2 separate regions of the Homo sapiens genome follow, and region 2 is linked to region 1. A link is a loop called in an ENCODE intact Hi-C map of the cell type or tissue named here. Cell type or tissue: ovary. All regions are shown on one strand. Links, peaks and the distances in the headings refer to the core of each region. The heading gives the core; the rest is flanking DNA.

Region 1 (16,534 bases), core at 3,298-11,297:
ATAGCAGAGGCTAGAGGACTGATCATAGGAGGAAAACCAGGAGGAGGAGTTATAGACAGAGCAAGTAACGAATAAAGGAAGGATCAACTCTGTCAATTTCTTGTGGAGCAAGGTAAGGATTGAGCACTGATTTTTATTTATTTATTTGTTTGTTTGTTTGAGATAGAGTTTCCGCTCTTGATGCCCAGGCTGGAGTGCAATGGCGTGATCTCAACTCACAGCAACCTCCGCCTCCCAGGTTCAAGCAATCCTCCCGCCTTAGCCTCCCAAGTAGCGGGACTACAGGCACGTGCCACTACGCCCAGCTAACTTTTGTATTTTTTGAAGAGATGGGGTTTCATCATGTTGCCCAGGCTGGTCTTGAACTCCTGACCTCAGATGATCTGCCTACCTCAGCCTTCCAAAGTGCTGTGATTATAGGCCACCATGTCCCGCTGAGCACTGGTTTTTAGATTTGGTAACTTTGATAATGTTAGCCATCATCAGCATTATTGATTTTTTTTTAAAAGAAACTATTACAGAACCTATTTATGTAATTTCAATTCACCACTCTTCATGACCATGTTTCAAGTTCTTTAAAGAGAAGAACAAATGTTCTTTATTTTTCTACCTCAAGAGTACCTGGAACTTGGTAGATGCTAATAAGGGTATGTCGGACAATTGGATTGATGAGTAGTGAGTCAGTGGATAGTATTAGTATTTCTGGTTCTGTTTTGCTGTATACCAAATATAACCTTTTTCTGAATAGTAATTTCTTAATGTTTATTTCTTTTCTCAAGCACAAAATGTAGGAGTTTGGTATTATTACCATAAGATACTGAGCCCTCAAATTAAGTTATTTCTTTAAAAAAAAATTTTTTTTTGAGACAGAGTCTCGCTTTGCCACCCAGGCTGGAGTGTAGTGGCACGATCTCAGCTCACTGCAACCTCCACCTCCCCGATTCAAGCGATTCTCCTGCCTCAGCCTCCTGAACAGCTCAGATTACAGGCGGGCACTATCACACCTGGCTAATTTTTGTATTTTTCGTAGAGATAGGGTTTCACCATGTTGGCCAGGCTGATCTCGAACTTCTAACCTCAAGTGATCCGCCTGCCTCAGCCTCCCAAAGTGCTGGGATTACAGGCGTGAGCCACCACTCTTGGCCTAAAAAATCTTTTATTGATACATAATAGATGCACATGTTTTGGGGGTACATATGATAATTTGACACATTATCAAATTGGGATATCTATCGCCTTAAATAATTTATCTTGGGCTAGGCACAGTGGCTCATGCCTATAATCCTAGCACTTTAGGAGGCCGAGATGGGAGGATCGCTTGAGCTCAGGAGTTGGAGACCAGCCTGGGCAACATGGTGAAACCCCATCTTTACAAAAAATAGCTGGGTGCAGTGGCACATACCTGTAGTCCCAGCTACGTGGGAGGCTGAGGTGGGAGGATTGCTTGAGCCCGGAGCCTGGGAGGTGGAAGGTGCAGTGAGCCCAGATCGTGCCACTGCACTCCAGCCTGGGCGACAGAGCCAGACCCTATCTCAAAAAAAAAAAAAAAAAAAAAAGGAACATTCAAATTATTATTGGCTAGTGGTTTTGAAATGTACCTATAGTCATTCTACTGAGCTATTGAACCAGGTCTTATTTCTTCTATCCAACTGTATATTTGTACCCATTAATCAACCTCTCTTCATTTTCCTCACCCCTACCCCTACTCTTCCTGGACTCTGGTTACCAACAATGTACTCCTTATCTTCATGAGATTCACTTTTTTTTTTTTTACTCTCTGACATATGAGTGAAAACACGTGATAATTGTCTTTCTGTGCTTGGCTTATTTCATTAACATAATGACCATTCCACCCATGTTGCTGCAGAAATGACAGAATTCCATTCTTTTTTTATGGCTGAACAATATTTCATTATGTATATGTACCACATTTTCTTTATCCATTCATCTATTGATGGGCACTTAGCCTGATTCCAAATTTGGGCTATTGTGAATAGTACTGCAGTAAATGTGGGAGTGCAGATGTCTCTTTGATATATTGATTTCCTTTCTTTTGTATATACACAGAGTAGTGAAATTGCTGAATCATATGGTATTTCTATTTTTAGTTTTTTGAGGAACCTCCATACTGTTCTCCATAGTGGCTGTACTAATTTACATTCCCACCAACAATGTATGAAATGTACATCAACAGTGTACGTTTCTTTACATCCTCACCTGCATTCCTTATTCCCTATCTTTTGGTAAAAGCCATTCTAGCTGTGGTGAGATGATATCTCATGGTTTTGATTTGCATTTCTATGAAGATTAGTGATGTTGAGCATTTTTTCTTATACTTGTTGGCCATTTGTATGTCTGCTTTTGAGAAATGTCCATTCAGATCATTTGCCCTTTTAAAATCAGATTTTTTTTTTTGCTGTTCAGTTATCTGAGCTTCTTATAATAATATGGTTATTAATCCCTTGTCAGACAGATAGTTTACAAATATTTTTCTCCCATTCTGTGGGTTGTCTCTTCACTTTGTTGAGTTTCCTTTGCTGTGGAGAAGCTTTTTCGCTTAATGTAATCTCACTGGTCTATTTTTGCTTTTGTTTCCTGTGTTTTTGAGATCTTCCACAAAATTTTTTGCCCAGAGCAATGTCCCAAAGCATTTCCCCAATGTTTTCTTCTAGTAGTTTCACATCTTATATTGTCTTTAATTAACTTTGATTTGATTTTTGTATATGGGTCTAGTTTCTTTCTTTCTTTTTTTTTTTTTCTGAGATGGAGTTTTGTTCTTGTCTCCCAGGCTGGAGTGCACTGGCACAATCTCTGCTCACTGCAACCTCCACCTCCCAGGTTCAAGCAATTCTCCTGCCTCAGCCTCCTGAGTAGCTGGGATTACAGGCCTCTGCCATCACGCCCGTCTAATTTTTATATTTTTAGTAGAGACAGGGTTTCGCCATGTTGGCTAGGCTGGTCTCGAACTCCTGATCTCAGGTGAACCATTCGCCTCGGCCTCCCAAAGTGCTGGGATTACAGGTGTGAGCCACCACGCCCGGCCAGGGGTCTAGTTTCATTCTTCTGCATGCAGAAGTTTTCCCAGCACCATTTATTGAAGAGACTGTCCTTTCTCCATTATATATTTTTGGCTTCTTTGTCAAAAATGAGTTGGCTCTAAGTGTGTGGATTTATGTCTGAATTCTATATTCTGTTCCATTGATCTGTGTATCTGTTTTTATACTAATATGCTGATTTGGTTACTAGCTTTGTAGTACATTTTGAAGACAGGTAGGGTGATGCCTACAGCTTTGTTCTTATGCTTATTGCTTTGGCTGTTAATGGTCTTCTATTTAAAAAAAATAATAATAACTTTTATTTCCCTGAAAAAAGTCATTGGAATTTTGATGGGAATTGCATTAAATCTATAGATTGCTTTGGATAATATAGACATTTTAACAATATTGAATCTTCGAATCCATGAGCATTAAACATCTTTCTACTTTTTGTCTTTTCTTCCTTCCTTTCCTCTCTCTCTTTCTCTGTCTCTTCCTCTCTTTCTTTCTTCTGAGTCTCACTCTGCCACCAAGGCTGGAGTGCAGTGGCACCATCTCGGCTTACCACAACCTCCACCTCCTGGGTTCAGGAGATTCTCATGCCTCAGCCTGCCGAGTAGCTGAGATTACATGCGTGTGCCATCACGCCTGGCTAACTTTTGTATTTTTACTACAGACAGGGTTTCACCATGATGGTTAGGTTGGTCTCAAACTCCTGGCCTCAAGTGATCCACCTGCCTCAGCCTCCTAAAGTGCTGGGATTATAGGTTTGAACCACCATGCCCAGCCCCTCTTCAATTTCTTTAATCAGTGTTTTATAGTTTTCTTTGTATAGATCATTTTGGTTAAATTGATTTTTAATTATTTTATATTCTTTTAGCTATTGTAAATGGAATTGCTTTCTTGAATTCTTTTTTATATTGTTTGCTGTTGGTTTATATAAATGCTACTGGTTTTGTATGTTGATTTTGTATCATGTCACTTTAATGAATTTGTTTATCAGTTGTTTTTGGTGGAGTCTTTGGGTTTCCTAAATATAATATCATGTCATCTGTGAAAAAGACGAATTTAACTTCTTTCTTTCCAATTTGGATGCTCTTTATTTCTTTCTTTTGCCTAATTGCTTTGGCCAGAACTTTCAGTATTATGTTGAATAAAAATGGTGAAAGTGGGCCGGGCGCGGTGGCTCACACCTGTAATCCCAGCAATTTGGGAGCCTGAGGTGGGTGGATCACCTGAGGTCAGGAGTTTGAGACCAGCCTGGCCAACATGGTGAAACCCTGTCTCTCCTAAAAATACAAAAATTAGCCTGGTGTGGTGGTGCATGCCTGTAATCTCAACTACTCGGGAGGCTGAGGAAGGAGAATCCCTTGAACCTGTGAAGCAGAGGTTGCATTGAGCTGAAATCATGCCACTGCACTCCATCCTGGGTGAAAGAGTAAGACCTTGACTCAAACAAACAAAAAACAAAAAAGGTGAAAATGGGCACCCTTGTCTTATTTCAGATCTTAGAGGAAAGGTTTTCCAGTTTTTCAGTTCAGTATGATATTGGCTGTGGGTTTGTCATATATGGCTTTTATTATTTTGAAATACGTTCCTTCTATACCCAGTTTTTTGATTTTTTATCATAAAGGAATGTTGAATTTTACCAAATGCTTTCTCAGCATCTATTGAAATGATCATGTGGTTTTTTTGTTCTTGCTTCTGTTAATGTGATATATCACATTTATTGATTTTTGTATGTTGAACCATCTTTGCTTCCCTGGGATGAATCCTACTTGATCACTCTCTTTAATGATCACTCTCTTTAATGAGTGAATAATCTCTTTAATGTGTTGTTGAATTTGGTTTGCTTGTATTTTGCTGAGGATTTTCGTATCTATGTTTATCAGGCATATTGGCCTGTAGTTTTTGTTGTTGTGTCCTTGTCTGGTTTTGGTATCAGGGTAATGCTGGCCTAGTAAAATGAGTTTGAAAGTATTCTCTCCTTTTTCATTTTTTTTTTTTTTAACAGAGTTTGAGTAGGATTGGTATTAGTTCTTCTTTAAGTGTTTGGTAGAATTTAGTAGTGAAGCTGTCAGGTCCTCGGCTGTTTGATGGGAGATTTTTTTAATTATGGCTTTGATCTTGTTACTTGTTACTGGTTTGTTGAAGTTTTCTATTTCTTTGTGGTTCAGTCTTGGTAGATTGCATTTGTCCAGGAACTTATTCATTTCTTCTAGGTTTTCCAATTTGTTGGCATGTAGTTTTTCATAATAGTCTCTAATGATTCTTTGTATTTCTGTGGTCTTAGCTGTTATGTTTCCTTTTTCATTTCTGATTTTATTTATTTGGGTCCTCTCCCTTTTTTTCTTAGTCTAGCTAAAGTTTTGTCAATTTTATCTTTTCGAGAAAACTTTTTGTTTTGTTGATCTTCTGTAATTTTTTTAGTCTCAATTTCGTTTATTTCTGCTCTGATTTTATTTCTGCTCTGATATTTATTGTTTCTTTTCTGCTACTAATGTTGGGTTTGGTTTGTTCTTGTTTTTCTGGTCTCTTGGGGTACATTTTTTAGCTTGTTTATTTGATGTCTTTTTAGTTTTTTGGTATAAACCTCTCTCTTAGTACTGCTTTTGCCATATCACATAGATTTTGGTATGTTGTATTTCCATTTTCGTTTGTTTTAAGAAATTTTTTAATTTCCTTCTTAATTTCTTCATTGACCCATTGGTCATACAGGAGCATGTTGTTTGTGTTGCCATGTGTTTGTGTAGTTTCTGAGGTTCTTGTTATTGATTTCTAGTTTTATTCCACTATGATCACAAAAGACACAATATAATTTTTACTTTTTAAAATTTGTTGAGTCTTGTTTTGTGGCCTAAGATATGGCTGACCTTGGAGAATGTTTCATATGCTCAGACTGTAAGAGTTTGATATTATCAATATAAGACACTGAAACCTCATATTGTTATTTCTTAAAAGAAAATCTACTGAATAACTAAAATGTAAGCGCATTGTACTCATTTTGTATTCCCAGCACCTAGCACAGTGTCTGCCAAATTTAAAAAAAAAAACTGAATAAATGTTAGTGAGATAAGTGAATAAAATGTATATTAAAGAAATTGAGCACATCTTTTTTTTTAAGAAAGATAATTTTCACTTAATCTGTGTTCATGCACTTGGAAACAGAAGGTCCGATATTTTGAGTACTTACCATGTGTTGATGATTTTATATAAAATATCTAATTCTTTCATCACCTTTCCTTAGTTAAGATTCTCCAGCCTGGCCAATATGGCAAAACCCCGTCTCTACTAAAATACAAAAATTAACCAGGTGCGTTGGAGGGCGCCTGTAATCCCAGCTACTCGACTTGCGAGGCTGAGGTATGAGAATCACTTGAACCTGGGAGGCGGAGGTTGCAGTCAGCTGAGATGGCGTCATTGCTCTACAACCTGGGTGACAGAGTGAGACTCTGTCTCAAAAAAAAAAAAAAAAGATTCTTTCGGTTGCACGTGACAGAAAATATAGCCCAAGCTCACTTAAGCAAAAGGGAAATTTACTTGTAGATTGCATTATTATTTTTCAAAAAACTTTGCTGCCCCTCTCCACCCTGTGACATCAATCTTGACCATGTGATTTGTTCTGGCCAATTATATGCAAGTGGGAAGCAAGCAACTTCAGGCAGATAGTTTAGAGCGAGCACTTCTTTTCCTACTTTTCTTTTCCTCCGTTACAACAGGTGATTTTCTAGAGAGAGACTGCTCTATTTTACTGAGTCCCAGATTAAAAACAACAATAAAGCAGCGCTGCAGGTAGCCCATGTAGCATCAGCAAGAGATAATTTTTGTTGTTGTAAGCACGTGAGCATTTAGGAGGTATTTATGATTACAGCGCAACTGTTTATTATTAAAGTCAAGTAACTGAAAAATCCACCAGAATGGCTGATTACAGGCACTACTGAAAACAAGGACTTAACCAATGTCCTTAATGACTCCATTTCTCTGTCTCTTCACTCCGCCTCTTGCTATGAGGGCTTCATCTTCAGGCTCCATGCAGTCTATCTTGCAATTCCAGGAGCTCCTCTGAGATTGCAAGAGGGTTACAGCAGCTCTAAACTTTATATATATCCAGCTCTCAGCTTCACAGCCTGTGTACAGAAAAAATCTGCTCAAAACAAAAGTCTTCACCCGATTTGGGTCATATGTCTACCCCTGAGGCAATCACTGTGGAAGCCAATGGGGTAGTCAGTCTACCTTGTGGATCAGGATGGAATCTCATCCATGCACTTTCTGAGCGGAGTAAGCAGATCCCAGATGAAAGGCATGTTGCTGGAAGAAAGCTGAGACAGATGCTAAGGAGTTAAGCAACACGACTTTCTATATCAATCATGCAAAATAAGTATTATTATTATTATTCTCATTTTTGAGGGTAAGGAATTAAGGCTCAGAGAGTTTAGGTAACTTGCTTGAAGTTACACGATGTGTATAAATGGCAGGGTTTGTTTTTTTTTTTTAGATGGAGTCTCACTCTATCACTCACCCAGGCTGGAGTGCAGTGGTGTGATCTCAGCTCACTGCAACTTCTGCCTCCCAGGTTCAAGCGATTCTTCTGCCTCAGCCTCCCAAGTAGCTGGAATTACAGGCAGGTGCCACGACGCCCAGCTAATTTTCGTATTTTTAGTAGAGACAGGGTTTCACCATGTTGGCCAGGCTGGTCTTGAACTCCTGACCTCAAGTGATCCACCTGCCTCAGCCTCCCAAAGTGTTGGGATTACAAGTGTTAGCCACTGCACTGGCCTAAATGGTAGGATATTAACACTGATCCATTTGACTAGAAAGCCTGTTTAATTTTTACTAAAGTCTTAGAACACTCTTTATTCCCTGATCTTTCCTTTCATGCCCCCTAGTGGCACTTCCTTAAAACCATTCCAGCTAAAAACCTCCAATTCATCTTACATTTTCTTGCCACTGCAAAACTCTCAGGCCAGGGGCGGTGGCTCACACCAGTAATCCCAAAAATTTGGGAAGTCAAAGGGGAGGATAGCTGGAGCCCAGGAGTTCAAGACCAGCTTGGGCAACAAGGCAAGACCCTGTCTATACAAAAAATCGAAAAGTTAGCCTGGCGTGGTGGCACACACCTATGGTCTCAGCTACACGGGAGGCTGAAGCAGGAAGATCACTTGAGCCCAGGAGGTCAAGGCTGTAGTGAGCTGTGTTCACTCTGCTTTACTCTAGCCTGGGTGACAGAGCAAGACCCTGCTTCAAAAAACAAAAAAGGAAAACCCTCCCCTAATGGATTAATTGCTGATTGGCTGATATCATCAATATCCCATTTTCTATCTACTTCTTTCTGTCTCCATCACTCCTACCAGAGTTGAGGTCTTTGGCAACAACATCTCAAATGTCTCTATATCTAACAACTGGCATCACAAATAGATCCTTCTTATTCTCCTGAGTGTTGCCTGTGGAAAACACAGGTCTGATCACACCACTTATTTTTCTTAATGGTTGTAGGCCTTTTGCCTACAGAAAAACAAAGAAAACAAAATCCTTTGCATATAATTAAAGGCCTTCTATTATCCACTTGTAACCAACCTTTCTATATTTATCTCACTGATAGTTATAGTTATATATATCCCCCCCACCCCACCACACATACACAGGGACTACTGTCAAAATGAACTACTTGCCTTTTCGTGCTTGCTTTTTCCTAAATCGATGCCTCTATTCATTCTGTGGTTTCTCTGTGGAATTTCCTTTTCCTCATTTCTTTTTATGAAAAAACATGTCTTAAATGTCTCATCTCTGTGAAGCCTTTTTTTTCTTTCTTTCTTTTTTTTTTTTTCTTTCTGAGACAGGGTCTTACTGTGTTCCCCAGGCTGGAGTGCAGTGGTGCAATCATGGTCACTGCAGCCTCGATCTCCTGGGTGCAGGTGATCCTCCCATCCCAAGCCTCCCAAGTAGCTGGGACTACAGGTCTGTGTCACCATGCCCGACCAATTTTTAAATTTTTTGTAGAGACAGGGTCTCACTATGTTGCCCAGGCTGGTCTAGAGCTCTTGGCCTCAAGTAATTGTCCAGCCTCAGCCTCCCAAAGTGCTGGGATTACAGGTGTGAGCCATCACACCCACCCTTGTGGGAGCCTTTCTTAGATTCCACCACGTGAATTGCTCCTTTTTCTAGGCTCTATAACAAATAATGTCTTTTGTACACATTCTGATATGGTTTGGCTGTGTCGCCACCCACATCTCAAATTGTAGCTCCCATAATTCCCACGTGTTATGGAAGGGACCGGGTGGGAGGTAATTGAATCATTGGAGTGGGTCTTTCCTGTGTTGTTCTCATGATAGTGAATAAGTCTCATAAGATCTGATGGTTTTATAAAGGGGAGTTTCCCTGCACATTCTCTCTCTCTTCCCTGCTGCCATTTATGTAAGACATGACTTTGCTCCTCCTTTGCCGTCCACCATGATTGTGAGGCTTCCCCAGCCATGTGGAACTGTGAGTCCATTAAACCTTTCCTTTATAAATTACCCAGTCTTGGGTATGTCTTTATTAGCAGCATGAGAACAGACTAATGCACATCCCTCCTGCCAATTTAATACTAGTTTCATATTATATTGCCATATTATTCTATCTTCAGTCAATAGTTAAAAAAAAAAATCTTGGCCAGATGCAGTGGCTCATGCCTGTAATCCTAACACTTCAGGAGGCTGAAGTAGGTGGATCACTTGGGGCCAGGACATCAAGGCCAGCCTGACCAATATGGTGAAACCTCGTGTCCACTAAAAATACACAAATTACCTGGGCATAATGGTGCACACCTGTAATCCCAGCTACTCGGGAGGCTGAGGCAGGAGAATTGCTTGAACCTAGGAGGCAGAGGTTGCATTGAGTCGAGATGGTGCCACTGCACACCAGCCTGGGCAACAGAGTGAAACTCTGTCTCAAATAATAATAATAAAGTTTAAAAAATAAAAAATATAAAAAATCTTTACTGAATATCCACTATAGGTATAACAAGGAGCAAACAAAATATAATAATTACTATTCATTAGCATTTACTTTAGACTTTACAAAATCTTTCCAGCTATTTCCCTCGTGTGTCCTCATAACCACAGAGTAGTAGCATGAGAGGGCTTACAGAGCTGAGAGTAATTTGTCCTGAGCTTGCAGATGAGTAAGTAGAATAGTGTCCCTTTATCAAAGAATACTCACATGAAAAAACAGAAAATCAATAGAAATTCACTGTCATCATACCTCTAAAATCAAACTTTGAAAATTATTTATACCTAATATTTTATTCCAGTAGCCTATTTTTCTTTTTTTACTAATTTTCCCCTAACAGTGATTTACGGAAGGGAAGAGAATGAGAAAAGGAAAATAAAATGAAATGCCCCAACTGCCTACCACATCTGTCTCTTTCACAATACATCGTCCAATTTGAGCAACCTCCCTATAAGGTACATATTATCCATGTATTATCTACCCAGGTACAGATATGAACAACTTAAGCCTCAGAAAACTCAAGTGATTTGCTCAAGATAACTAGTAAGGAAGTAGGGGATCCCAGAATCAAACCCTCTTTCCACTAAACAGCCCTGACTCAATGTGAGGTGAGGAGGACATTAGAAAGGGGATGAGAGAGTGTGAGCTTCTGAAAGGTCATCATGGAGTGAGTGGGGTTGAGGAGACACAGATAGACCAGTGAGGAAGTAGAAAAAGCAGTCTGGGGGAAATCCTCCAGAGGCAAGTAGAAGAACATCTAAGAGGAGGCAGGAGCGCTGCAAGTCTCCATTGTTCTTTTGCCTTTCTCTTCTTAGACTGTCTTCTCTTTAACTCCATTGTTCTGAGTTCAAAGCCCACACTCCGTGCTTTCAGCCCTTAAGACAAATAAAAAAATAGAACACACTCCCTAATATGCTTAGTTTTTTATTATACTCCAGCTGCCATCTCAGTCACCTCCAGGTGGCTCCCTGGAATATTATCTAGTGTTTTTCTGTTGTTGTTGTTGTTTTTGTTTTTTTTTTTTGCAAATGGACAAGACAATTAGGATGGCCCAGCACAAGTCAGCTGGGGGAAAGAAAACATTTGCTAAAACCCGACATTGTCCTTATAGACAAGAAATGGTAGTTTTCAATTTGAACACTAGATAGAAGTATTAGTCACCTTAATCTCTTATCATGCCTCCTCTTTCGCGGTTGATATATGTCAATGGTTGACATCTCTTTTCAGTGGTAGTCTTATAATTATCCACATGAATTTTTATGGCTTTCTACCCCAAATTTGTTGCATAATTTTAATATTTACTTTTAAAAAATAAGAAATGTTATACTCATGTTATTACTATTACTATTTCTACTACAACATTGTCATTATCAGAATACTGCACTTATCAGCAATCTCAGAAATCCAGAAAATAGTCCTGACCTGGGAAGATAAAGGAAAAGGGCCTCTGAATCCTAGAAATGATTGTCATTCATACCAGCGGCTTCACGACACATTGCCCAACAACAAACTGAAGACTGCCTGAGATGTGTTTAAAACATTGTTGGCCAGGCGTGGTGGCTCACACCTGTAATCCCAGCACTTTGGGAGGCTGATGTGGGCGGATCATGAGGTCAGGAGATCGAGACCATCCTGGCTAACACGGTGAAACCCTGTCTCTACAAAAAATACAAAAAATTAGCCGGGCGTGGTGGTGGGTGCCTGTAGTCCCAGCTACTTGGGAGGCTGAGGCAGGACAATGGTGTGAACCTGGAGGCGGAGCTTTCAGTGAGCCGAGATCACGCCACTGCACTCCAGCCTGGGGGACAGAATGAGACTCCATCTCGAAAAAAAAAAAAAATCGTTTAACTTGGCCGGGCGCAGTGGCTCATGCCTGTAATCCCAGGGTTTTGGGAGGCCGAGGAGGGTGGATCACCTGAGGTCAGGAGTTCAAGACCAGCCTGGCCGACATGGTGAAACCCTGTCTCTACTAAAAATATAAAAATTAGCTGGGTGTGGTGGTGGGTGCCTGTAATCCCAGCTACTTGGGAGGCTGAGGCAGGAGAACCACTTGAACCCCCGGGAGGTGGAGATTGCAGTGAGCCGAGATTGCATCACTGCACTCCAGCCTAGACAACAAGACCAAAACTCCATCTCAAAAAAAAAATGTTTAACTTAATTTCTTAACCTAGGTGAACTAGTGGAGACTTCCATGCAAGTTTAGATTAATTTTACCTGCACATAATAAAGCTGTAAAAAATAATGGTTTAACAAATACAAGCTTATTTCTCTCACAGGTAAAAAATTCAGAGGTAAGCATGTTGCAAGAAGTCAGGGACCCCGAATGGAGGGACCCGCTGGAGCCACAGCAGAAGAAACATAAATTGTGAAAATTTCATGGACATTTATCACTTCCCTAATAATACTCTTATAATTTCTTATGCCTGTCTTACTTTAATCTCTTAATCCTGTTATCTTCATAAGCTGAGGATGTACATCACCTCAGGACCCTGTGATGATTGCGTTAACTGAACAAATTGATTGTAAAACATGCGTGTTTGAACAACATGAAATCAGTGCACCTTGAAAATGAACAGAATAACAGTGATTTTAGGGAAAAAGGGAAGACAACCATAAGGTCTGACTTGGGGTTGGGCAAAAAGAGCCATATTTTTCTTGTTGCAGAGAGCCTATAAATGGACGTGCAAGTAGGAGAGATATCGCTAAATTCTTTTCCTAGTAAGGAATATAATATTAAGACCCTAGGAAAAGAATTGCATTCCTGGGGGGAGGTCTATAAACGGCCACTCTGGCAGTGTCTGTCTTATGCGGTTGAGATAAGGACTGAAATACACCCTGGTCTCCTGCAGTACCCTCAGGCTTATTAGGGTGGGGAAAAAATCCCACTGTGGTAAATTTGAGGTCAGATTGGTTCTCTGTTCTTGAACCCTGTTTTCTGTTGTTTAAGATGTTTATCAAGACAATACGTGCACAGCTGAACATAGACCCTTATCAGGAGTTTTTGACTTTGCCCTTTGCCTTGTGATCTTGCTTTGTCCTTTGCCTTGTGATCTTTATTCGCCTCAAAAGCATGTGATCTTTGTTCTGCCTTTTGCCCTCTGAAGCATGTAATCTTTGTGACCTACTCCCTGTTCATACACCCCCTCCCCTTTTGAAATCCTTAATAAAACTTGCTGGTTTTGGGGCTCAGGTGGGCATCATAGACCTACCAATATGTGATGTCACCCTGGTAGCCCAGCTGTAAAATTCCTCTCTTTGTACTCTTTCTCTTTATTTCTCAGATCAGCCAATACTTAGGGAAAACAGAAAGAACCTACATTGAAATATTGGGGGCAGGTTACCCCAATATAAGCAGCCAAGGGCTGGGGTGGCAATGCTTTGGTTTTTTAGGGACTCAGTCACCTTCTGTGTTTCTGCTTCATTTGAGGACCTAACTTTCATCCTGCAGGTCACCTCACTTTCTAAGATTCCAGATGGAGTTCTAGCTATCACAACTCTATTCCAAAGCTACTAAAAGGAGGAAAGAGACTGTTATCCCAGAAATCCCATAAAACACTTCTGTGCACATCCAATTAACCAAAACTTATTCATGTGGCTATAGCAGCTGCAGAAGTTGCCGAAAATGTAGTTTTTAGCTCAGCACATTAAACTCCAAACAAAATTGGATTTCTGTTATCAAGGAAGGAGAGGCCAGGTGCAGTGACTCGCCTGTAATCCCAGCACTTTGGGAGGCTGAGGCAGGAGGATTGCTTGAGCCCAGGAGTTCAAGACCAGCTTGGGCAATAGAATGGGACCCCGTTTCTATTTAAAAAAAAAGAAAGGAAGGAGAGACGAGATATTAGGTGGCAATGAGCAGTCACTCCACAACCTACCAACAAGGAATTGGAGGTATTTGCTCCAGACACAAGTGGTAGGCAGGGTCCACTTCATGAGTGTGAAGAAAACTGAACTATTCACCTCAAAATATGCTTCTTTGACATATTCTGTGACTAGGGTGCCTGCAGACAGAGTGACCCTGCAAAGCTGTCTTTTGTGGGAGAGATTTGTATCTGTAGAGAAGATAAAGTGAACGAAACAATGGAAGCAAACAAGCTTTCTTTGAAGCCCTCCCTTGTCCAGATTTAGGAAAGGTTAGTGGAGACTCTAACATCTATTTATCAAAATTTACCATCTATTCTCTTTGAGGGCTGCTACCTGTGAGATTTCATCTATATAACCAGACCACCTTTGCTAGGCAAACCTCCTCTTCTCTTCCTCCCATGACCTGTCTTGCCACCACCACCAGATTTACTGCCATAACTTGTGTGGACATGCTCCAAACCCTTACCCTTTTTATGTATATATAATTTTTATTTTATTTTATTTTTTTGAGATGGAGTCTCACTCTGTTGCCCAGGCTAAAGTGCAGTGGCACGATCTCAGCTCGCTGCAACATCCCCCTCCCAGGTGCAAGCAATTTTCCTGCCTCAGCCTCCCAAGTAGCTGTAACTATAAGCACGCACCACCACACCCAGCTAATTTTTGTATTTTTAATAGAGACGGGGTTTCACCATGTTGGCCAGACTGGTCTTGAACTACTGGCTTCAAGTGATCTGCCCGTAGTTGGTTACTGGGATTACAGGCTGAGACACTGTACCCAGCCGAGGTCACACTTCTGTTAAACCAGAACTTGTTTCCAACACAGAAAAAAGGCAATGGCATTCCAAAAACACAAAGGAAAGAAGTGACCCTTATTATTGTCTTACTCCTATTACTTCTCAGGATTAGCCAGCCTCTTATGTTGAAAGTGATGACATAGAAAGAAAAGGGAAGACAGGGCAACCCATAATTTTTTTCCCTTTCAATCTTCCCTTATCATTAAGCCAAAAGTAAGAGTGTTAGTGGAATATGTGGGGCATTAAGAAGTGAAATAAAACAGATAAGTAAGTTTTGTGCAGTGTTTCAGTGGAAAGAAAGACGGGTAAGAATGAAATACAGATGCGTATAACGGCTAAAAAAATAAAAGTTGGACAATTTTGGTGATTTTGCGTACTAATTAAATGCTCTTATATTTGCATTTAAAACTGGTATGGGGAGGAAAAATCATTTTCTTCATCACTTTTCATGAATTCTTAGCTGGGACTCCCTGTAATAAAAGACAAATTAACAACAGAAAAACACACAGAGATGTAATAACATGTAAACCTCTTGTATACATTGGTGATAATCCAGAGAAATTAGTAAATCTCTAGAGTAGATCTTAGTCTTAGACTTCAGGCTGAAATACCATCATTTCTCTGAAAGAAAAAAAAAAAGAGTATAGGGAACAGCCAGTTAAGGTAAGATGGCCAGGAAAAACATTTTTAAAGATAAGCGTTGTTATGCAGATTTAAGTTGATACCTTTCTCCGTTAAGAGCCTCTAGTGGTTTAGTCATCCCTCTCTTCCCGGTGCAGAGGAGACACCCCCCAGATATTTTCTTCATAGATGTAAATTTCCCTTACCAAAGGGCAACCTTCATCCTTGTTTTCAGAGCTACTCCTGTGTCTGGAGTTTCTCAAAATAACCAGCTTGCGTCCGGAATTGGTGGGTTCTTGGTCTCGCTGACTTCAAGAATGAAGCCGCGGACCCTGGTGGTGAGTGTTACAGTTCTTAAAGATGGTGTGTCTAGAGTTTGTTCCTTCCCATGTTCGGACGTGTCTGGAGTTTCTTCCTTCTGGCGGGTTTGTGGTTGGCTGACTTCAGGAGTGAAGCTGCAGACCTTCGAGGTGAGTGTTACAGCTCATAAAAGCTGGCATGGACCCAAAGAGTGGGCAGCAACAAGATTTATTGTGAAGAGCGAAAGAAAAAAGCTTCCACAACATGGAAAGGGACCCTAGCGGGTTGCCGCTGCTGACTCAGCCGGCGTGCTTTATTCCCTTATTTGGCCCTACCCACATCCTGCTGATTGGTCCATTTTACAGAGAGCTCATTGGTCCATTTTACAGAGCGCTGATTGGTCCGTTTTACAGAGAGCTGATTGGTCCATTTTGACAGAGTGCTGATTGGTGCATTTACAAACCCTTAGCCACAAAAGTTCTCCAAGTCCCCACCCATCCCAAAAGCCCAGCCGGCTTCACCTCTCACCGGCATTCACCACAGGACTTTGCGGCACCTAGCCTGAACACTCCGACAGCCCAGAGGGAGCTTGTCCCAGACAATCAAGAGGAAAAGACGGTAAGCCATAAAGAGATGGAGACCTGCTATCCTGGCGAAGAGGGAATGGTGGTCCACACACGGGATTCAGCCTCGGATCAAGCCCAGCAGGTACCAGCTGGCCACGCCAAGTGTGGGGCTTGCCGAGCTGGTGCTCACCTGGAACCCGCGCCAGCCCAGGAGCACCGAGTGCCGCGTGCAGCCCCGGCTCCTGCCGGCACCTCTCTTTTCTTTTCTTTCTTTCTTTCTTTTTTTTTTAAGTATACTTTAGGTTTTAGGGTACATGTGCACAACGTGCAGGTTAGTTACATATGTACACATGTGCCATGTTGGTGTGCT
Region 2 (16,534 bases), core at 4,614-12,613, 130 kb after region 1:
GTTTGCAGTGAGCATAGATCACGCCACTGCACTCCAGCCTCGGGCACAGAATAAGACCCCATCTTGAAAACAAAAAAACAACAAAAGAAAACACTATTTCTAAGCCAGGTGTGCTGGCATGTGCCTGCTGTCCCAGCCACTCAGAGGCTTTTTCAGGAGGATCCCTTGAGTCCAGGAGTTGGAGGCCAACCTGGGCAACACAGTAAGACCCTGTCTTTAAAAAAAAAACAAAAAAAACACCCTGGCCGGGCACGGTGGCACATGTCTGTAATCCCAGCGCTTTGGGAGGCCGAGGCAGGTGGATCACCTGAGTTCAGGAGTTTGAGACCAGCCTGACCAACATGGAGAAACCGTGTCTCTACTAAAAATACAAAATTAGCAGGGTGTGGTGGCACATACCTGTAATCCCAGCTACTTGGGAGGCTGAGGCAGGAGAATCGCTTGAACTCGGGGGCAGAGGTTGCAGTGAGCTGAGATTGTACCATTGCACTCCAGCCTGGGCAACAACAGTGAAACTCCGTCTCAAAAAAAAAAAAAAAAAGCACCCTATTTTCTTTCTCTCAAGTTAATTTCTGATAGCTGCCAGTTCATGCATATTTTTTCTTACATTTCAAAATCAGTGAATGTGTTCATATTAAGTTATGATTTTCTTTTTTTTTTTTTTTTTGAGATGGAGTCTTGCTCTGTCTCCCGGGCTGGAGTGTAGTGGCGCGATGTCTCGGCTCACTGCAAGCTCCGCCTCCCGGGTTCACGCCATTCTCCTGCCTCAGCCTCCCAAGTAGCTGGGACTACAGGCGCCCGCCACCACGCCGGCTAATTTTTTATATATTTAGTAGAGACGGGGTTTCACCGTGTTAGCCATGATGGTCTCGATCTCCTGACTTTGTGATCCGCCCACCTCGGCCTCCCAAAGTGCTGGGATTACAGGTGTGAGCCACCGCGCCCAGCCTAAGTTCTGATTTTCTTCACCTAAGATAACCTTATATGTATGCTATGTGTCAAATACTTGTTAATATTTATGATTATGATATTGTATGCCAGTTTATGTCATATTGTCTAATAGTGGGGCACAATGATTGTTCATAATTTTTACTATTTAAAAATCTCTCCTGGGCCAGGCTCGGTGGCTCAAGCCTGTAATCCCAGCACTTTGGGAGGCCGAGACGGGCAGATCACGAGGTCAAGAGATCGAGAGCATCCCAGCCAAAATGGTGAAACTCCGTCTTTACTAAAAATACAAAAATTAGCTGGGCATGGTGGCACGTGCCTGTAGTGCCAGCTACTTGGGAGGCTGATGCAGGAGAATCGTTTGAACCCAGGAGGCGGAGGTTGCAGTGAGCCAAGATCGCGCCACTGCACGCCAGCCTGGTGACAGAGCAAGACTTCGTCTCAAAAAAAAAAAAAACAACAAAAAACCTCTCCTTACTTTATGCCATTTTCTTTGGTCTCCTCTGCCACAAAAGGTATATACAAACATACAAGTGCTTCATTATGTAAATACATAAAGTTTGCTGTATTTGTTGTGTAGATCTTCAGCCTTTTGAAAACGAACCAACCAACCAGGCAGCGCTGTGCTCTTGGAAGTCTTTCTTCTCTGTCAAGCTGATCTAGGTACCAATCATTAACTTTCTTATACCTAGATTCTCAGACCCCAAACATTTATGAACAGCCATACGCATATGCCAGGTAATAACAGAGGTGGGGTTGGTCTGTCTAGTAAAAATATTAGCTTTGATTCGAGCTTCCCTAGATGTTTGTACCACCTTTCAGTACACAAATCTGGAGTTAACAAGGAAAACTTGTCAGTTGCCAATGTTCTGTTCCGGTGCTTCGCTTTTAAAATTCAGAAAAGAATCACTGAAATAGATTTAGTATTTCAAAGTTCAAAGTTCTGTGTGACTTGGGGTAATGTTTATAGGCTCATTTATATTCTCACTTGGTTTACAATGCTGATTACAAAGCCTTGATTAAATACTTACTATGTGGACAGAATCTCACTATTGGACTATAGAAGCATAAGATCTGGCCAGTAACTCTGAGAAATTTATAATATAATTGGCAAAACAAGAAGTCAAATCTACAAGTGCTGAGGAGCTTGTAAATAATAATTATGAATCTTGATAATAAATAAAGAGATAGGTGGGAGGATCGCTTGAGCCCAGGAGTTTGAGACCAGCCTGAGCAACACTGGGAGACTGCCTCTACGAGAGAGAGAGAGAGAGAAGTAGATGAGAGGCTGGGTGTGGTGGCTCACAGCAGTAATCCCAGTGCTTTGGGAGGTTGAGGCAGGAGGATTGCTTGAGGCCAGGTGTTCAAGAACAACCTGGGAAATTCCATCTCTACAAAAATTTTTGTAAAAAATTAGCTGGTTATGGTGACATGTGCCCATAGTCCTAGCTACCCAGGGGGCTGAGGTGGAAGGATTGCTTGAGCTCAGGAGTTCAAGGCTGCAGTGAACTATGATTGCACCACTACACTATAGCCTGGTGAACAGAGCAAGACCCGGTCTCAAACAAAAACAAAACAAAAAGCAATCCCTGGGGATTTCACAGAGACTCCTAGGAATGGTTGGTTTATTCCCAGTGTTTTGAAAAAATAGATGTTCCAGGGTAAAATAGTTTGCATTGCAAGTCGTGTGCCTAAATCAATGTGAGCTCTGTCTGATTTTGCTTTAAGCCAGAGGTCTTCAAACTTTGTTCCACAGAACCCAGGAACTTCTCAAACATTTTATTCTAACTTTTTGTTTGTATGATTGGTGATTATATTTGATTCATAGTCTTTGATTTTTAAAAACATGCAAAACACATGAATATATTCTTGTGAAGATTTGTAAGTTAGCACATGTTATCGAGCACTGACTGGTATACTGGGCACAATTCTAAGAACTAAGGATACACTGATGAACAAAGGAAGTAAAAATCCATGCCCTCATAGAGCTTACATTCCAGTGAAAGGAGAAAAACAAACATAGTAAGTAACAAATTATATAATGTGTTAGAAGGTGAGTAATGCTATAAACAAGCATAAGATGAGGCAGACTGGGAACGCTAGTAGGGGGAATTATAATTAAGTCAGGGTAGGCCTCACAGAGAAGTTACCACTTGAAAAACTTGAAGGAAGTGAATTAATGAGCAACATAGGTAAACAGAGGCAGAGCATTCTTCGCAAAGGGAGCTGCCTTTTCAAAAGCCCTAAGGTGCATCAATGCATGTATATTTGAGGTTTAGCAAGGAGATTACAATTAGTAAAAAGAAAAATGAGATCTGAGAAGTATGGGTAGGGAATCAGTAAAAGGGAAAATAAAATCAATCAGTAAAAGGGAAAATGAGATCAGAGAAGTAGGGGGTAGAGAATACAGATTGTGCAGATCTTTTGATTCTTTTTTTTTTTTTTTTTTTGGAGAACGGTCTGTCAGGCTTGAGTATGGTGGCGTGAACATGGCTTACTGCAGCCTCAACTCCTGGCTCGAGCAATCCTCCTGCCTCAGCCTCCTGAGTAGCTGGGAATACAGGCGACATCCAGCTAATTTTTGTATTTTTGGTAGAGACTGGGTTTTGCCATGTTGTCTCAGGATCCTTAGGGTGTGGCTTCACCAGCCAGAAGCGTCTGTGGCTGGTGGCACTTATGCTTGAGTTTTGCTTATGCTCACTGGGATCGCCCACTTGGCCTGGCAGGCTGATCTTGGCTGGTGCTACCAGCCTGGATCCCATGCATGCCAAGAGCAAGCCAGGCATGAAGTGGCAGGGGTGTGGGTTGTGTCAGCGAGCGAGCGTGGAGTCTGGCCACTGTGCATAGCCAGGCAGGCTGGCTGCTGTGGCAGGGCAGGAAGCTCCAGGCATCAACACAAGCACTGGCTCTGTGCGAGGATGCGGCTAGACCAGATGTATTGCAATGGGCTTCCACTGCAGGCACCAGTGTCTGGACGAGGGGAACAGGTGGCGCCCAAAAGCTCAGAGATGCCAGGAACCGCAGAGTCCCAAAAAGAGTATTACAGCATGTCGAGCTCTGACTCAGGGAGCCCTGAGGTCTGGGCTCCCAGAAGGAGAGCCCTCTCTTCTTTCCTCCTCGTCCCAGTAAGGTGAGGTGGGGTGACGGGGGTTGGGGGCGGGGGAAGGTGGGGAGGGTGTTTCAGCCCGTTTGTGTTGCGGCTCTTTCAGTCCCACTGCCCTGCTTCAGCTCGGGGCTCCTGGGCTGGCCCCACCCCACCACTGCTTCCTGTCACATGGGACAGCTGCCTGGTGCCCATGGAGGGCAGAAGGGCTATAGTGTTACAGCCCCTTTAGCTCCTGCCACAGCTCGGGAGCCAGCTAGGAAAGTGTTACAGCTCCTTTTGCTCCTGCCATTCAGCGGGTCCTGGGTTCTTGTCCTGCTTCCAGGAAAAATGGAGTTATGCAGACAGCTAGAGGGTGAGCAAGGCAGAGGAGCTTTATTGAGCAGCGGTACAGCTCTCAGGAGAGAGGAGACCAGAAGTGGGTAGCTCCTATTCAGAGGCAGGTCGTCCTGAGTGTCTTGAGTCTGGCTGACTCCAGGGATTTTACAGGCTCAGAATGGAGGAAATGCTCAAAATGGAGGAAGTGTGTGCTGATTGGTCCATGGGCATGCCTGGAAAAAGCACCACTTGATTTGCCAAAAGGTATCAAGGAAGTTCTCACTGTGGGTGGGAGACTTTGTCCAGAACTGATAGCCCAGCCCCCAGGCTCCAGGGGACCCGCCCCTTCCCACGGAAGGAACCTGCCTGTCGCCCACCACCAACAACATGCTATCCATGGCACCCAGGCTGTCTGCGCAAGGGGCATCCTTAGGCCCGCCCCAAGCCACCCTCAGCCCCCCAGGCCTCCCTCCCGTACTCGTTGGCACCCAAAGTTTCAGCCTCAGAACCAGTTTCTGGAGGGGGCTGAGGTGGCGGTGGCAGGGCGGTGGTGTGTCAGTGCTGCCCCAAGTGTGTGCACACCTGGCCGGGTCACAACAGCACCTGGGCTCAGTTAACAGGATACGTCCGCAGCTTTGCTCTGCCATGGGGGCGGGTGCTGAGAGCGGGAAGAGGACAGGGAGTGAGAGCCTGCAGGGCTTCCCAGGGCCCTGAGAGTACAGGCATGCCTGGGTCCAGAGCCATGGCTGGGCGGCTGCAGCTGCACCCGGGAGCATGGGCTCCCACCCAACCACCCAACCAACTCCGTAGGGCATGGGGCTTTTGCTGGGATCAGCTGTTCCCGGCCCCGCCGGTTCCGTGGTGCATGCAGCCCTGGCTATGCCTCCCTCCCTGCAGCTGGTATCCTCACAGTGGCTACTCCAGGCAGGCCACCGCCACCATCAGTGTTGCCCAGGCTGGTCTTGAACTCCTGAGCTCAAGTGATCTGCCCACCTTGGCCTCCCAAAGTGCTGGGATTAGTGGCATGAGCCACTGTACCCAGCCCTCTTTGATTTTGACCCTAAGAAAGACAGGGAAATACATGAATATCTATTGGGAAATCTTTTTTGTTATTTATTTGTTATTATTTTTACCTTGCAGCTCCAGCTCAAAGGATGGGAAGTCTTTAAATAATAGAGATGTATATTTGCATCCTGCCTCCCAATGCCATACTTCCCAGAGATTGTTGCCATTTGGGGGCATGTCTTTCAGAGTTTCTTCTAGGTGATTTTGTAAATAAATGAATACTAGATACATACAGAAATATATATTTTTGTTCTGTGAGGTGTGTGTATGTGTGTCTGTCTGTGTGTGTCTTTTAATATCAATGAATTTATATGCCCTGTGTTAATTAGCAGCTTGCTGTTTTCAATTAATATGTATTGGAGGTCTTTGTCAATATAGCACATGTATTTCTATCTCAAACTGTTGCATAACATTCTATTGTATGCATTTGCTGCATTTTATTTACTCGTACCCTTGGAGATAAGCATTTAGGTTCTAGTTTTTCCTTCTTTCCTTTCTTTTCTACCTTTCTATATTGAATTACAATGGTCTTAATAGTATATTTAATAACATAAAATAACGTGTTACATCTGTTGAGGAGGAAACACATTATCCTCTACCTTCTCAGATTCTCTGGTTGGGACTAAGAATTAAACAGACATAAGATGGATAAACAGGAGAAAAGTAGACAAGCTTTATTAAATTTTTACATGTACATGGGCTTTCACATGACGCTCTAAAGAAGTGACTAGAGCAGAAATCTTTCTAAACATTTTTGACAAAGAAATTATACATTTATGAAGAAATAACAAGATAAAGGGGTTTGGACTGGAGGTAATAAATTGTGGGGAAATGACTGGGAGATATATGAATGGGGGTAAAACTAGTAAGATATAAGGATTATTTATTAAGTTTGTTTATGCAGATCCATTTCAATGTCGATTCCCAGTCTCTGGTGATAAGGATTTCTTGTCTTTCTGGTATAAGGAGGGCACCTTCCTCATGGGAAGTTTTATGGCCTATTCTTAAATAGAAAAGGGGAGGTCAGAGAGCCCTTCCTGCGTCAGCTCTTTCTCAAGTGCCTTCAGCTCAAAATAGTTAACATGCCAAAGCAGCATATTTTGGGGCAGCATGACCTTAACTCCTTCACATGAAACATGGGAGGAAATTTGAAAATTAAAGCTTGTGTTATCTTCTGTCAGAAAAAAAAGTATGTGTTTTCTAAATTGGAATCATTTAGATTTGCCCCAAAGGAAAAAAAGTCTTTGGTTACTTCTTAACGAAGGATTTATCTAACATTTATTATTCTGGAATAGATGGAAATCATGAGAGCTGGAGCCCAGTTTCTCTCAGCTTTGCTGAGTTCACTTGGTCATCTTGGCCAAGTTGGCATGAAGTCTACATCAGTAGAAAGTGAGGATCTAATATCACAACTTGCCTCATCCCACACTGCGCTCCCTTCTCCAATTACCTACAGCCTGAACCAATATGGCATTCAGCCAACACTTTTCAGGTCATGTGTGTTAGTCTTGTCAACTCAACCTTGACACCAACCCTGGAGGGCAGAAATCACCCCTTTTTCTCCTGAACAGTGCCTAGCTGATCCTTAGAAACATAGTTATTTACTTTCAATATGTGTTAATTATCTTTAAAACTGTATTTGCAGGTTAGCTTTATTTTGTTTAGAAAAAATCTTAGAATAAAAGTCTTACCACCTCTATAGCTGTATCAGAACTTCTTTTAAGTGTATCACTAGGCCGGGTGCAGTGGCTCACGCCTGTAATCCCAGCACTTTGGGAGACCAAGGCAGGTGGATCACCTGAGGTCAGGAATTCGAGACTAGCCTGGTAAACATGGTGAAACCCCGTCTCGACTAAAAATATAAAAATTAGCTAGGTGTGGTGGTGCATGTCTGTAATCCCAGCTATTTTGGAGGCTAAGGCAGGAGAATCGCTTGAACCCAGGAAGTGGAGGTTGCAGTGACCCAAGATCATGCCACTGCATTCTAGCCTGGGCAACAGAGCTAGACTCTCTCTCAAAAAATGAATAAATAAATAAATAAATAAACAAATAAATAATAAAAGAAGTTTAGATATATCCACAGAAATGGCAGAAATTTCATACCAAGGTTTGTCTAAACTTGGTTTCTACCTGGAATAAAGAATAATCTGCCAGGTATAGTGGGGCATGCCTGTAATCCCAGCTACTAGGGAAGCTGAGGTGGGAGGATTGCTTGAGGCTAGGAGTTTGAGACCAGCCTGAGCAACATAGCAAAACCCCATTTCTGGGGGGAAAAAGAATAATCTCACACATATTTCAAATGTATGTAGATTTATGTTGTGTGATTAAAATATGTTTATTTTAAAGAGTTATCTATGTTGTTATTGGCATTTTGTACTTTCTCTTCCGGGATACTTAAAGTGCAAATACTACCATGAGGAAAGAGGGAGTCTTACCAAATGAAAAAATGATCCTCATATTTACAAAACCCTGGCCAGGTGCATTGGCTCATGCCTGTAATATCAGCACTTTGGGAAGCTGAGGTGGAAAGATTGCTTTAGCCCAGGAGTTTGGGACCAGCCTGGCCAACATGAGACCCCATCTGTATAAAAAATGTCAAACATTTAAAAAACTAGCCAGGCATGGTGGTGCAAACCTGTGGTCCCTGCTACTTGGGAGGCTGAGGTGTGCTTGAGCTCCGGAGGTTGAAGCTGCAGTGAGCTGTGATAATGCCACAGCACTTTAGCATGGACAACAGAGTGAAACCCCATTTTTTAAAAAACAAAAAAAAAAATCAGAGAGAGAGGGCAGAGCAATATGGGTGAATAGAAGGCTCCACTGATTGTCCCCAGAGAGGAACACCAAATTTAATAACTATCTATACATAAAAAGCATCTTTCTTCAGGCAAGGCAGTCATGAAAGAAATAATATAAAATAAAGCACCTTCCTAAGAATGAAAAATCAGGTGAGCACTCACAGTGCCTGGTTTTAACTTCATATTGCTGACAGAGGCACTGAAGAGGGCAAGAAAGACAGTCTTGAATTGCTGATGGCACCCCACCCCTATCCTCTGGCGATGGCCGTAGGTGCAGAGAGAGAATCTGTGCACTTGGGAGAGGGACAGTGCAGTGATTGTGAGAGGCATTGAACTCAAAGCTGCCCTGTCACAACAGAAAGCAAAACTGGGCTGAACTCAAATGATGCCTGCCCATTGAGGGAGCACTGAGACTAGCCCTAGCCAGAGGGGAATGGCCCATCCCAACAGTCAGAACTTGAGTTCCAGCAAGTCTCATCATTATGACCTAAAATGCTCTGGGGCCCTAAATAAACTTGAAAGGCAGTTTAGGCAATAAGGACTGCAACTCCTACACAAGTCTTAGTGCTGAGTTGGGCGTGTAGCCAGTGGACATGAGGGACATGTGACCTACTGAGACACCAGCCAGGGCAACTACAGGAGTGCTTGCACTACCCCTCCCAAAACACCAGGCAGCACAGCCCTCAGCTGCAAAGGAGAAGCCTTACTTCTGCTTGAGGAGAGGAGAGGAAAGAGTAAAGAGGAATTTGTCTTGCAACTTGGATACCAACTCAGCCGCAGTAGGATAGGGCACTAGTCAGGGTCATTAGGCCCCCATTCCAGGCCCTAGTTCCCAGACAGTATTTCTAGACATACCTTAGGCCAGAAGGGAATCCACTGCCTTGAAAGGAAGGACCTATCCTGGGAGGAATCATCACCTGCTGATTAAAGAGACCTTGGGCCCTGAATAATCAGCAGCAGCACCCAGGCAGTACTTGCCATGGGCCTTGGGTAAGACTCAGAGATATGCTGGCTTTAGATGTGAACCAGCACAGTCCCAGCTATGGTGGCTATGGTGAGAGACTCCTTTTGCTTGAAAAAAGCTGAGGGAAAAGTAAAGAGGACTTGATCTTGCACCTTAGGTACCAGCTCAGCAACAGTGGGGTAGAGTAACAAGTGGGCTCTTGGGGCCCCTAATTAGAGGCCTTGGCTCTTAGATGGAATTTCTAAGCCTTCCCTGGGCCAGAAGGTGGACCATTTCCCTGAAGAGTGAGTCCCAGACCTGGCAGCCTTCAGCATAAGCTGACTGAAGAGCCCTTGGGCCTTAGTGAACCTCGGTGGTAGCCCGGCAGCACTCCCCTTGGGCCTGTGGAGGTGATGGCCATGGGTGAGTTTCCTCTGCCTGTAGAAAGGTGAGGAAAGCGTAGAAATAACTGTGTCACATAACTTGTGTGCTAGCTCAGCTGTGGTAGAATAGAGCACCAGGTAGATTACTAAGATTTTTGACTCTAGTCCCTAGTTCATGGATGGCATCTCTGGAAAAGAATAGGGTCTAGGGGAACTTGCTGCCCTGAAGAGAAGGACACAAATCTCGCTGGCTTTACCACCTGCTGATTGCAGAGCCCTAGGGCCTCGAGTGAACATAGGCAGTAGCCAGGTACTGGTTACAACAGGCCTTGGGTGAGACTCAGTGCTGTGCCAGCTTCAGGTCTGTCCCAACTCAGTCCCAGTGGTGGTGGCCACAGGGGTGCTTGTGTCACCCCACCCCCAGCTCCAGACAGCTCATCACAGAAAGACAGACTCCATTTGCTTGGAAGAAAGTAAGGAAAGAAACAAGAATCTGCCTGGTAATCCAGAGAATTATTCCAAATATTATTCAAGATTATCAAGGCAGTACCTCTATGAGTCTGGAAGAACCATAGTGTTACTGGGCTTGAGATGCCCCCTAATGTAGATATGTCTTAGATCTCAACACCCAAGTCTTTTTAAATGCCTGGAAAGAGTGCAGAGACTACCATAGATATCTGACTCTTCAATGCCCAAACGCCAATGAACATCCACAAGCATCAAGACCTTCCAGGAAAACATGACCTCACCAAATGAACTAAATAAGGGAACAGGGAACAATCCTGGAGAAGCAGAGATATATGACCTTTCAGACAGATAATTCAAAATAGCTGTTTGGGGGAATGCAAAGAAATTCAAGATAACACAGAAAAGGAATTTAGAATTCTGTCAGATAAGTTTAACAAAGAAATTGAAATAATTAGAAAGAATCTAGCAGAAATTTTGGAGTTGAAAAATGGAATTGACATGGTGAAGAATGCATCAGTCTTTCACCAGCAGAATAAATCAAAACAGAAGAAAGCATCAGTGAGCTTGAAGACAGGCTACTTGAAAATATACAGTCAGAGGAAACAAAAGAATAAAAAAATATAAAGTATGCCTAGAAGATCTAGAAATTAGCCTTAAAGGGGCAAACCTAAGAGTTATTGGCCTTAAAAAGGAGCTAGAGAAAGAGATAGGGATAGAAAGTTTATCCAAAGGAATAACACAGAACTTCCAAAACCCACAGAAAGTTATTGATAACCAAATATAAGATTATATAACACCAATCAGATTTAACCCAAAGAAGAACATCTCAAGGCATTTAATAATCAAACTCCCAAAGATCAAAAATAAAGGAAAGATTCAAAAAGCAGCAAGAGAAAAGAAACAAGTAACATACAATGAAGTGCCAATAAGTCTGGCAGCAGACTTTTCAGTGGAAACTGTACAGGCCAGGAGAGAGTGGCATAACATATTTGAAGTGCTTATGTAAAAAAACTCTTACACTAGAATAGTATATCTGGCAAAAATGTCCTTCAAGTATGAAAAAGAAATACTTTTCCAGACAAACAAAAGCTGAGGGATTTCATTAACATTAGACCTGTACTACAAGAAATGCTAAAGACAGTACTTCAATCAGAAAGAAAAGAACAGTAATGAGCAAGAAGAAATCATCTGAAGGTACAAAACTTACTGGTAATATTATAGTAACGCCACAGAAAAACACAGAATATTATAACACTGTAAGTGTAGACTTAACTACTCCAATCTTAAGTAGAAATACTAAAAAGATGAACCAATAAAAAAATAACTACAACAAGCTTTCAAGACATAGACGGTAAAATGAGATATAAACAGAAACAACAAAAAGTTTAAAAGTTGGCAGATGAAATTAAGGAGTAGACTATTGGTCTTTATTATTCTCTTTGCTTGTTTGTTTAAACAAGCAGTGTTGTTATCCGCTTAAAATCGTGGGTTATAAGATAGTATTTGCAAGCTGCACAGTAACTTCAAATCAAAAAACATACAACAGATACATAAAAAATAAAAAGCAACAAATTAAATCATACCACCAGAGAAAATTATCTTGGTTGAAAGGAAGACAGGCAGGAATGAAAGGAGGAAAAAGCAACCAGAAAACAAATGACAAAATGGTGGGAGTTAGTCCTTACTCATCAATAATAACACTGAATATAAATGAACTAAACCCTCTAATAAAAACACATGGAGTGGCAGAATGGATGAAAACACAAGATCTCATGATCTGTTGCTTTACAAGAAACACACTTCACTTAAAAAGACACACATAGAATGAAAAGAAAGGGATGGAAAAAGATATTCCATGCCAATGGAAACCAAAAAAGAGTAGACAAAATAGATTTCAAGACAAAAACTCTAAGAAGAGACAAAGAAGTCATTATATAATGATATAGGGGTCAATTCAGCAAGAGTATATAACAATTGAAATATATCTGCACCAACATTAGAGCACCCAGATATATAAAGCAAATATTAGAACTAAAGAGATAGAATCCAATACAATAAGAGCTGGAGACTTCAACCCCCCACTTTCATCATTGAACAGATCTTCCAGACAGAAAATCAACAAAGAAAGATCAGACTTAATCTCCACTATAGACCAAATGAACCTAATAGATATTTACATAACATTTCATCCAGTGGCTGCAGAATACATATTCTTCTCCTCACCACATGGATCTTTCTCAAGGATAGATTATGTTAGGCCTCAAAACAAGTCTTAAAACATTCAAAAAAATGAAATAATATGGACCATCTTCTCTGACCACAATGCAATAAAACTAGAAATCAATAACAAGAGGAATGTTTAGAAACTACACAAAACACAAGAAAATTTAAAAATATGCTCCTGAGTCAATGAAGAAATTAAAAGAAAATTTAAAACTTCCTTGAAACAAATGATAATGGAAACACAACATACCAAAACCTATGGGATACAGCTAAAGCAGTACTAAAAGGAAGGTTTACAGCTGTAAGTGCCTACATCAAAAAAGAAGAAAAACTTCAAATAAACAACCTAAGGATTCATCTTAAAGAACTAGAAAAGCAAGAACAAACCAAACCCAAAAGTAGTAGAAGAAAAGAAATAATAAAGATCAGAGCAGAAATAAATGAAATGAAGAAAACAATACAAAAGATCAAAATAAAATGCCGATTTTTTGAAAATATAAACAAAATTGACAAACCTTTAGCCACACAAATGAAAAAAAAATAGGAGAGAAGACCCAAATAAATAAAATCAGAGATGAAAAAGGAGACATTTCAGCCAATCCTGCAGAAATTCAAAGGATCATTAATGGTTACTATGAACAGCTATATGCCAATAAATTGGAAAAGCTAGAAGAAATGAAAAAATTCCTAGACACATATAACCTACCAAGAATGAACCATGAAGAAATCTAAAACCTGAACAGACCAATAGCAAGTAATGAGATTAAAGCTGTAATGAAAAATCTCCCAGCAAGAAAAACCCTGGGATTCAATGGCTATATTGCTAAATTCTACCAAATACTTGCTAGAAAAACAAATACTATCCTATTCAAACTATTCCAAAAAGGAAAGGAAAAGGGAACATTTCCAAACTCATTCTACAAGGCCAGCATTACCTTGATACCAAAACATGTCAAAACATATCAAAAACACAATGATACCAGCCTGGGAAACATGGTGAAACCCCAACTTTACAAAAAATACAAAAATAAGCCAAGCATGATGGTTCATGCCTATAGTCCCAGCTACTCAGGAGGCTGAGGTGGGAGTATCACTTGAGCCTGGGAAGTCAAGGCTGCAAGGAGCTGTGATCATGCAACCACACTCCAGCCTGGGCATCAGAGTCAGACCCCGTTTCAAAACAAAACAAAACAACACCAAAAACCAAAAAACCCCACAAAGACAAGGACATATTTTTTAAAAAAGGGACAGGCTATTATCAGTGATGAATATTGATGCAAAAATCCTCATCAAAATACTAACAAATTGAATACAAAAACAAATTAAAATATCATTCATCATGACCAATTGAGATTTATCCCAAGGATGCAAGAATGGTTCAACATATGCAAATCAATTAATGTGATAAGTCATATCAACAGAATGAAGGGCAAAAAACATAAGATCATTTCAATTGATGCTGAAAGAGCATTTGATAAAATTTAACATTCCTTCATGATAAACTCCCCCAAAAAAATGGGTATAGAAGAAACATATCTCAACATAATATAAGCCATATATGACAGACCCAGAGCTAGCATCGCACTGAATGGGAAAAATACTGAAAGCTTTTCCTCTAAGATCTGAAACATGACAAGAATGTCCAATTTCACCACTGTTATTCAATGAAGTACTGGAAGTCCTAGCTGGAACAATCAGATGAGAGAAAGAAAGAAAGGGCATCCATATTGGAAAGGAAGGAGTTAAATTATCCTTGTTTGCAGATGATATGATCTTACATTTGGAAAAACTAAAAACTCCAGCAAAAACCTGTTAGAACTGATAAACAAATTCAGTAATGTTGCAGGATACAAAATCAACATACAAAAATCATTAGCATGTCTATATGCCAACAGCAAACAACCTAAAAATGAAATTTAAAAAGTATTACCATTCACAATAGCTACAGATACAATAAAATACCTAGGAATTAACCAAAGAAATCAAAGATCTCTACAGCGAAAACCATAAAATATTGATGCAAGAAATTGAAAAGGATACAAAAAAGGGAAAGATATTCCATGTTCATGGATTCAAAGAATCATTATGGTTAAAATGTCCATACTACCCAAAGCAATCTACAGATTCAATGCAATCCCTATCAAAATACCAAGACATTCTTCATAGAAATAGAAAAAAAAAGAATCCTAAAATTTATATAGACCCACAAAAGACCCAGAATATCCAAAGCTATCCTAAGCAAAAAGAACAAAACTGGAGGAATCACACTGACTTCAAATTATACTACAGAGCTATAGTAACCAAAACATCATGATACTGGCATAAAAACAGAAAAACAGACACATAGACCAGTGGAACAGAATAGAGAACCCAGAAACAAATCCATACACCTATGGTGCACTCATTTTTGATAAAGGTGCCAAGAAGATACAGAGGGTAATGGACAGTCTCTTCAATAAATGGTGTGGGGAAAACTGGATATCTGTATGCAGAAGAATGAAACTAGACCCCTATCTCTTACCATATACAAAAATCAAATCAAAATGGATTAAAGACCTCAAACTATGAATCTATCTAAAGAAAACTTTGAGGAAACTCTCCAGGACATTGGACTGGGCAAAGATTTCTTGAATAATACCCCAGAAGCACAGGCAACCAAAGCAAAAATGGACAGATGGGACCATATCAAATTTAAAAGCTTCTGTACAGCAAAGGAAACAATCCACAAAGTGAAGAGACGACCCACAGAATGGGAGAAAATATCTGTAAACTCTCCATTTGACATGGAATAAATAACCAGAATATACAAGGAGCTCAAACAACTCTATAGGAAAAATATCTAATAGCCTAAGTATAAAATGGGTGAAAGATTTGAATAGACATTTCTCAAAAGAAGATGTACAAATGGCAAACAGGTATATGAAAAGGCTCTCAATATCACTGATCATCAGAGAAATGCAAATCAAAACTACAATGAGATATCATCTCACCCCAGTTAAACTGGCTTTTATCTAAAAGACAGTCAATAATAAATGCTGGTGAGGATAGAGAAAAGAAAGCCCTCATACACTGTTGGTGGGAACATAAATTAGTACATCCACTATGGAGAACAGTTTGGAGGTTTTTCAAAAAACTAAAAGTAGAGATACCATATGATCCAGCAATCCCACTCCTAGGTATAAATCTAAAAGAAAAGAAATCCGTATATTGAAGAGATATCTGCATTGCTATGTTTGTTGCAGCTGTATTCACAATAGCCAATATTTGGAAGCAACCCAAGTATCCATCAACAGACAAATGGATAAAGAAAATGTGGTACATATACACAGTGGAGTGCTATTTAGCCATGAAAAAGAATGGGATCTGGCCAGGTGCAGTGGCTCATGCCTGTAATCCCAGCACTTTGGGGGCCGATGTGGGCAGATCACGAATTCAGGAGATTGAGACCATCCTGGCTAACGCAGTGAAACCCCGTCTCTACTAAAAATACCCACATGGTGGCGGGTGCCTGTAGTCCCAGCTACTTGGGAGGCTGAGGCAGGAGAATGGCATGAACTCGGAAGGTGGAGCTTGCAGTGAGCTGAGCTTGCACCACTGCACTCCAGCCTGGGTGACAGAGCGAGACTGTCTCAAAAAAAAGAAGAATGAGATCCTATCATTTGCAACAATACAGATGGAACTGAAGGTAATTATGTTAAGTGAAACAAGCCAAGCACAGAGACACAAACGTAACATGTTCTTACTTATTTGTGGGAGCTAAAAATTAAAACAATTGAACTCATAGAGATAGAGAGTGGAAGAATGGTTACCAGAGGCTGGGAAAAGTATTGGGGAGGTGGGGGGAAGTGGGATGGTTCATGGGTACAAAAAATAATTAGAAAAAATAATTAAGACCTAGTATTTGCTAGCACGACAATGTGACTGTAGTCAAAAATAATTTAATTGTCCACTTAAAAATAACAAAAACACATTAGTCACATGTGGTGGCACACACCTGTAATCCCAGCTACTTGGGAGGCTGAGGCAGGAGGATTGCTTGAACCCTGGAGGTGGAGGTTGCAGTGAGCTGAGATCATACTGCTGCACTCCAGCCTGGGCATTAGAGTGAGACCCCATCTCAAAAAAAATAAATAAATAAATAAATAAAATGAAAAAAGTATAATTGGATTGCTTATAATACAAAGGATAAATGTTTGAGGTGGTGGATACCCCATTTACCCTGATGAGATTACCACACATTGTGTGCCTGTATGAAAATATCTCATGTACCCCATAAATATATACACCT

Evidence for each region. A loop is a pair of places that touch in the nucleus more often than their neighbours do. Peaks named below come from ENCODE experiments on the same cell type or tissue, not always from the same donor. Only the 100,000 strongest peaks of a DNase experiment are listed, where the experiment ranks them.
Region 2: a loop joins it to region 1, with 2.3 times the contacts of the local background. A loop is called at or near these places in 6 of 110 quality-filtered maps.

The regions. Positions count from the first base shown.
Region 1 is chr4:88,360,814-88,377,347 of GRCh38, reverse strand. LOC105377326 (a long non-coding RNA gene) reads right to left here and starts at 15,885. Exons shown (of 2, transcript XR_938964.2): 1 at 15,403-15,885; 2 at 15,195-15,298. In ovary, for the core only: a CTCF peak has its summit at 7,926 (motif pointing left); no DNase peak of the experiment used is centred there.
Region 2 is chr4:88,232,713-88,249,246 of GRCh38, reverse strand. No RefSeq gene overlaps it. Among named protein-coding and RNA genes, the nearest start is that of PPM1K, 44 kb to the left of the region's middle. RefSeq lists an enhancer at 4,584-5,116. In ovary, for the core only: no CTCF peak of the experiment used is centred there; a DNase peak (open chromatin) is centred at 8,856.